2 separate regions of the Homo sapiens genome follow, and region 2 is linked to region 1. Evidence: read pairs that join two places in POLR2A ChIA-PET (ENCODE). Cell type or tissue: K562. All regions are shown on one strand.

Region 1 (4,000 bases):
ACAGAGCTGGAAAAACTTCATCCCCACTCAGCACATACTAGGGAGGTAACTTGCCAGCTTTGCTTTGGGTCATAGTTCTTACAGCTAACTTATGTGTTCCAGAAAATTTACCGAGAAATCGACGTTGACAGGTCTGGTACCATGAATTCCTATGAAATGCGGAAGGCATTAGAAGAAGCAGGTAACCCTTTATAACTGCATTTTCGTTCCTAGTTTAATCTGTCTGTAGAATATGTGAACACTCATCTTATACCATATAACACAAGATTTGGTAAAGCTATAAAATAAAGTAGGTGCTGGTTTAATACAGACACCTCCTTTTCATTCCCCTTTCAAAGACTAATTGGTAAAATTAAATGCAGTAGGATGCTCTGCCCTCTGTGCCTTCTTGAATCCAAGTTTCCTTTGGAGCCGCCTGGCACAGTAAGCAGGCAAAGCCAGGTCTCAACAGCCTCCTCCAGGTGCTTCCTTTCTGGTGCAGGGTTGGTTAGGCAGAAATCAAATGTCTCAGCTCAGCCCTTAGGGTAAGACCCTAGCAGAATTGGATATCAATAAAAGGACACAAGCGAGTGGTAGACCAGCAAAGCAGGAGACTGCTGGGCTTTGGGAACAAATGTGTCAGCATGAGGCTGTTCATTCTATTTGCTGGAATATAATGCTGCTGCAGAGACCCCACACAACATTGGTTTATACGAGGTATGTCTTTCTGTCGTATAGCAATCCCAGCTCCAGCAGTCCACGGCTAGGACGGTGCCTCCTACTATCCTACCATGTCACTATCTGATCACGCTTCCCCCAGCCTCCCCCCATCCATGATGCCCACCGGACCTTCAAGGGTCACCCTCATCCAAGGGACCTGGGACAGCCTGCCACCACAAACACATGCCACCAACAGGTTGACAGAAGAAGGGCCCCTTGCCTTTAAGGGCACACAGGCCATTTCCGGTCACACATCCCACCAGCCAGACTCTGATCACAAGGCCTCTGTTGACTGCAAGGAAGCTGGGACATGCAGTCTTGATGCTAGGTGGCCATAGGCTCAATAAAAATTATTTTACTCTGGAAGGAGAGAGAACTACTATGAGTTTACCAGGAAAGCTTCTGCTCACATATATCCAGGAAGAATCTGATCTTCAAGACGATTGAGAGCTAAACAAAAAATCAAACAGCAGCAGCATGGTTAACAACATGAAGCAACTGTGACCATGAGAACAGAAACAGGCAAGAAAACACTTATGTGTCAGCAAAGGACACAGGCAGGGTGAAGGTGGACAGTTCAAAAACAAAAGAAACAGCAGAAGGTACTGGCTTTGCAAAATCAAACCAGTCTCACAGAAGAGCAGCCAAGGGACAAAAGCAATTATACCTCATTTAAATCACCACATTAGTTTCATAGCCTGTGAGCGCAGCTAAATGGAACAATCTAATGCTTAGCAATGAGTTTGTTTGTTCATGTAACTTCAGGTTTCAAGATGCCCTGTCAACTCCACCAAGTCATCGTTGCTCGGTTTGCAGATGACCAGCTCATCATCGATTTTGATAATTTTGTTCGGTGTTTGGTTCGGCTGGAAACGCTATTCAGTAAGTGGATATTTGGGGAATGACTCATTTCAGTTCTCTTGGTATTAAAGTGGCCTGCCTTTCACCTCGGTGAAATCATCTAAACTAGAGACATGTCTTCCAGGAGTTGAGAATGAAATTCCCTCTTTACTAATTTGAGGGTGAGGAAGAAAGCATGTATGGTGGTCAGTGAAGTCAGTTGCTGAACTGAAAAGAGGATAATGTGATCTGTTTCAGCTCACTCACTTGTGACACCCTCTTTTTCTCCCTCCACAGAGATATTTAAGCAGCTGGATCCCGAGAATACTGGAACAATAGAGCTCGACCTTATCTCTGTGAGTCAGCAGGCCCCGCCTTGCTTCTAAGGGGATGGGGGAGGCATGGGGCGGAAAGGGCTGTTACTTGAGTGATCTGCTTTTTCAAGTTTTGCTTTAAAGAGCTCTTGGTCTGTCGGGGCCAGGCCTGTAACCGGTTGTAAGATCCCACAATGCACTTTTACTTGCAGTTGTTTTCCAACCACCTATTCTCAAGTCCAAAATGCACGCCTGGCTCCCTCTTCTCATGAGCTTTGACTTGAGTGTAGCTCAAGGTTAAACTAAGGAGTGGCTGCAGGATCATGCTTAGAAAAATGAACTCCTGATTAGCATGCAAGGGAGAACATGTTTATATAAAGAAATCCTTCAGCTGAAATTCAAGTTGGGTTTTGGGAAGATCCATCATTCTTAGAGTGGATCTACTTAAAATACTTTAAGCAAATTAGTTTTCTCTACTCCCTCCCCGTTTAAGATAAAACCAATACTAGTAAATACGTTTGCCATTTATTATTGTTATTGCACTCATGTGTCTGGAACCCTAGCAATACACATCTCTGAAATGATCATCAATCTGAATTAAGTGGGTATGCTAATTTCACAAAAAGCAAAGCGTAAAATGTTCTCGTGTCATCCCAATGACAGGAAGTTCTCTCACTGAAAGAAAGAAGCCAGGTGGGGTATACTTCCATTATCACCTGGCTCCAGTCAGCATTTCCTCTATACTCAGGGAAGGCCACAGAGGGCCGGGCGAAGTGGCTGACACTGGGTGAGAATGGCAGTTGTCAGTCCTGTCCGTGTAACAGAGGAGTGAAGTGGTGAGGAGGGCAGGTCTAAGGCACTGGCAGCTCTTTTCCATGGATTTTGAACTCTGGAGGAAGGCAGCAACTAAATAACTGTCTCATTCTGCTATTATGCATTGTATTAGCAAAGTGAAAATATAGTCTATCTGGTTACAAATAACACTAACTTGCTTAAAACTTTACATATCCTAGGAAATATCTCTACCCCTAGATTGCAATGTAGAGTCAACCCCATCTCTAAAAAAATAAAAAATTAGGCTGGCCGCAGTGGTTCATGCCTGTAATCCCATCACTTTGGGAGGCCAAGGCAGGTGGATCACCTGAGGTCAGGAGCTCAAGACCAGCCTGGCCAACATGGTGAAACCGCGTCTCTACTGAAAATACAAAAATTAGGGCTGGGCGCGGTGGCTCACATCTATAATCCTAGCACTTTGGGAGGCCAAGGCGGGCGAATCACCTGAGGTTGGGAGTTCGAGACCAGCCTGAGTAACATGGAGAAACCCCATCTCTACTAAAAATACAAAATTAGCCAGGCGTGGTGACACATGCCTGTTAATCCCAGCTACTCGGGAGGCTGAAGCGAAAGGATTGCTTGAACCCGGGAGGCGGAGGTTGCGGCGAGCTGAGATTGCACCATTGTACTCCATCCAGCCTGGGCAACAAGAGCAAAACTGCATCTAAAAAAAAAATTAGCTGGGCGTGGTGGCAGGTGCCTGTAAATACGTTACTCTGGAGGCTGAGGCAGGAGAATCACATGAACCTAGGAGGTAGAGGTTGCAGTGAACTGAGATGGTGCCACTGCACTCCAGCCTAGGCAACAAGAGCAAAACCCTGTCTCAGAAAAAAATAAATAAAAAATAAAAAAATGAGCCAGGCATGGTGGTGCGTGCCTGTAGACCCAGCTACCCAGGAGGCTAAGGTGGGAGGAACACCTGAGCCCAGAAGTCAAGGCCGCAGTGAGCCATGATCTCCCCACTACATTCCATCTTGGGTGACAGAGCAAGGCCCTGTCTCAAAAAATTTAAAATGAAATAAATAGTAGAGTCAACACAACTGTGACACGAAACATGCCACATGTTAAGTTCTGGAAATCCTAGCCTGTCATTCTTGCTGGATATCCTATTCTACCCCAGCCACCCACCCCCACTCCAGGGTCCACCTGGCCTGCCTGCTCAGTCCACTCCCTCCGCATCTCCTCCGAGAAGCATCTTCTTACCCACTGGCTTTTCCTGCCACTCCTAAGCCTTACCTTTTGCAGGTTCCTGGAGATCCTCGCTTCTCGTAGTCTTTGCAAGGATGAGCCATGTTCAGAAGCTCTCCGTTCAG
Region 2 (4,000 bases), 68 kb after region 1:
CATTCGAGCAACTGGAAATGGCTGAATGTCACTGGTCATCTCACAGCAGACATTCTATGCGTCCCTGTCCTCCACTTCTCCCAACATGCCTATCCTACTCTGCTCCTTTCCTATTAGGGTGATCCAAAAGTAATTGTGGTTTTGCCATCAAAGGTGATGGTAAGAACCGCAATTACTTTTGCACCAACCTAATACATCATCAACTTCAAGCCGTATTTACAGATATCATCTCAGGAAAGACTACTCAACACCCCTCATACAAAAGCTAATTATCACACCCCTTCTCTTTCCCTGCAGATGTGGAAGATCTGAGATCTCTATGGTAATATTAGATAGAGGTGGGAAGAAATAGCTATTGAGATGTTTCCTTTGCCCAGGGGGAGGTAACCACCTCCACATCATTTGAAAGTTGATAAGAGAACTATCTGCCAATCTTCTCATCAGTATGGATTTAAATAAGGGACGATGTCTCCATTTTTTTCTTTTTTTTTTTTTTCCATTTTTCCTTTTCTACTTTAAAACTACAGTAAGGTTATGCTTTGAAAAGCAATTTTTGAAGTTACCATTAGCCAAAAGAACATCATTACCATTGTTTGTCCTGTCAAACATATAAAAATATTCTAACCCAAGCATTTGCCATCTTGAACAGAGTATGTGTTTGCAGGCAGACAGTTCGAATCTCATTTCTACTAGTGACCAGAAACAAATTACTTAAGCCCTTTGAGCTTCAAATTCCTTATCTGTTGAATGAGAGTGGGAAGATCAACTTCAGAGTGTAATAAGGGGATTAGACGGGATGACCAACCTAAATCACCAGGCACAGTGTGAGGCACAGAAAGGGGGCTCCTCTTCATCCCTGGGAGGGAAGTTAGAGTGAAGCTTCCACTCCCCCTGCTTTTACATATAAATTGTTCACTCCCCTGTGGAAGAACAGTAAATTGCCTTAATCATTTTTTATTACCACAAGTAGTTTAAACTGGTAATCTATAATAGTTTATTCATTATGGTTTTCTACCACTTTTCTATGCTTGTGCCTTAAGGAATTTTGGGTTGATATGTTTGAAATTTAAATAAAGTAGTATTAAGTTATAAATCTGTATCCAGAAAAACAACTGAAGTGAAAGTTCGGCCAACTGCGGTGGCTCACGCCTGTAATCCCAGCACTTTGGGAGGCAGATCACTTGAGGTCAGGAGCTCGAGACCAGCCTGGCCAACATGGTGAAACTCTGTCTCTACTAAAAATAGAAAAAAAAATTTAGCTGAGTGTGGTGGCGCACTCCTGTAATCCCAACTACTCGGGAGGCTGCTGCTAGAGAATCACTTGAGCCCAGGAGGCAGAGGTTGCAGTGAGCTGAGATGGCGCCACGCCACTGCACTCCAGCCTGGGTGATAGAGCAAGACTCTGTCTAAAAAAAAACAACAACAAGTGAAAGTTCAGTACTTACTGGTCCAATGAACATATTCATTGAAAATCTGGTTCGATTATCATCCAAATAAATAATTTGTTTTCGAGTATATTTTATGTAGAAAAAAAGTTTCTAAATCTGTAAAACTACTTTTCCTGCCCATTATCTACTGATGTTTAAAATTTGCATTTCTTTAATAAGACACATTTATTTTAGTAAGACGGTATGCAAAGTGTTTTAAGAAATCACTGACTACTTAAAACTTGATGCTCATAAAGGATCCCCGAATGACCAAACTTCTTGGCTTGCCCCAATAAGACATAGAATTTTAATGTCTCACCTACCACTGCAATATAACTATACATTTCATACATAGTCACATCATCTGTGTTTTCTTTTTTCAATTACATCTGATTAAACAGAATGTTCTGTTCAGTACCTAGCACACCATCAAAAACAAGTATTTAAATAATGTGTGGCTTAAGTGGCATGAGCTGAAAAGAACACTCTGGATTCCTAAACTCTTAATTCCTGTTCTTCTTATTCTGTGAGATCCTTGTGGAGAAAGCTGGTGAGAGGTATGGTATGCAGTTATCCCATTTAAGCTAAGGAGAGGCTAGATAACATGAGCTTCAAGAATACTCAGTGTTAACTTCAGAAAGACTTTTTAAAGAGTGCCATACACTATGGTAGATCACCAAAAGAGACAAAGGTCTACAGTATTCTTTAAAAGCTCCAGAAAAGAAAGTTTTGTTTTATTGTCTGCTGAGGCGGTGGGGATAAAGACGGAGGGAACACAGCTCTTCCTAGAAGCAGTGTATGCGAATAAATGACCCTCCATGTGTCTTCCAGATAAATACATTCTCCTTAATTGTTAAATATAAGCAGGTGTATGCTTGTGTAAATTTCTTTTAAAAAGTCTAAATCTGGTTTCTCTGAAACAGGTAAAAATACAGAAATTTTCAAACGTCTTTCAGCTTTTAAGAGCTGAAGTCACAAGGCAACAAAACTAACGCACATGAAATGTGAGATGCTCCTGGGTGCGGTGGCTCATGCCTGTAATCCCAGCACTTTGGGAGGCCGAGGCTAGTGGATCACGGGGTCAGGAGTTCAAGATCAGCCTGGCCAATACAGGGAAACCCTGTCTCTACTAAAAAATACAAAAATTAGCAGAGCGTGGCCTGTAATCCCAGCTACTCGGGAGGCTGAGGCACAGAACTGCTTTAACCCCAGGAGGCGGAGGCTGCAGTGAGCCGAGATCGCGCCACTGCACTCCAGCCTGGACTACAGAGTGGTGAGACTCCGTCTCAAGAAATAAATAAATAAATAAATAAAAGAAATATTTTGCACATTTCTAAAAATAGATTATTTGTTTAACAGCCTTTGATAACTGTAATTCTATAAAGATAGGAACCTCTCTTTAGGGACCTAATCTAAACTTTATTCTGGAATAAAGCCTGATCTAAGCTAATTTGCTACACTATTACTCAAGCAAAAAGAATTCTTTCAGACCATGATATAATCATACAAATAAAATGTTCCAAATACATAACTTGAAGTCATACAAATATAATGTTTCAAATACACAACTTGAAAGATTTTTAGTTTCAAAACACAATTTTGGTTGTGTTTTGTGCAAATCTGTGCAAATAAAACCAGACCTTTGTAAATAATAATACAAGTATTTAAGCAAAAGTTAAGCTACTGGTCTGTAGAGCTGCACACTTTGCAGTTATGCTCAGAAATATACAAATCCTACTGATCAGGTGGTCAAACTGCTAAAGGAGATACTGTAATATCCCATTTTTTTCCTAGACCCTCAAAATTAGAAGCTCAAATTTTATTCTGCAGCATCATGAAATAACTAGAAATAATTATGCCTCTGCAGCACTGAAAGATAAAATGCCATAAACTTAGGAATTAAACTATGATCACTTCAACTGAGCTTTTTAAAATAAGCCATTACTTTCTCTTTCTTTTTTTTTTTTTTTGAGACAGTCTCGCTCTGTCCCCCAGGCTAGAATGCAATGGCTCACTGCAACCTCCGCCTCAAGGGTTCAAGATTCGCGATCTCGGCTCACTGCAACCTCCGCCTCTAGGGTTCAAGATTCTCCTGCCTCAGCCTCCTGAGTAGCTGGGATTACAGGCACACGCCACCACGCCCAGCTAATTTTTGTATTTTTGGTAGAGATGGGGTTTCACCATGTTGGTCAGGCTGGTCTCAAACTCCTGACCTCGTGATCCACCCACCTCGGCCTCCCAAAGTGCTGGGATTACAGGCGTAGCCACCGTGCCCGGCCCAGCTATTATTTTCTTAAAACCATCTATATAAGGGCTATATGATGACATCGGTTTGACTGCATTGTCATACAGTAGCCACCAGGCATGTGGCTATTTAAATATAATTAAAATTAACTCAGGTTCAGTTCTTCAGTTCCCTTGGCCACATTTGAAGTGCAGTAGCCACATGTGGCTGGTGACTGCCATGCTGGACAGCAAAGATACAGAGCATTTCCATTACAGCTGGACATTCATGCCAAATATACAGCATCTCCAATGACCAAGTGACAGGCAAATTCAAGCCTTCTGGTCTT

What was found. Peaks named below come from ENCODE experiments on the same cell type or tissue, not always from the same donor. Only the 100,000 strongest peaks of a DNase experiment are listed, where the experiment ranks them.
Region 2: POLR2A ChIA-PET joins it to region 1 with 10 read pairs; 15 of 35 experiments call an interaction of 5 or more read pairs at or near these places.

What each region holds. Positions count from the first base shown.
Region 1 is chr1:223,770,345-223,774,344 of GRCh38, forward strand. It overlaps CAPN2 (calpain 2), which reads left to right. Exons shown (of 21, transcript NM_001748.5): 18 at 103-181; 19 at 1,465-1,581; 20 at 1,837-1,895. It overlaps LOC105373041 (a long non-coding RNA gene), which reads right to left. Exons shown (of 2, transcript XR_949167.3): 1 at 3,924-4,000; 2 at 2,367-2,742. Among named protein-coding and RNA genes, the nearest start is that of CAPN2, 60 kb to the left of the region's middle. RefSeq lists an enhancer at 1,901-2,556. In K562, no CTCF peak of the experiment used is centred here; a DNase peak (open chromatin) is centred at 1,917.
Region 2 is chr1:223,838,531-223,842,530 of GRCh38, forward strand. The region is part of intron 1 of TP53BP2 (tumor protein p53 binding protein 2); the gene reads right to left. Among named protein-coding and RNA genes, the nearest start is that of TP53BP2, 5.4 kb to the right of the region's middle. In K562, no CTCF peak of the experiment used is centred here; no DNase peak of the experiment used is centred here.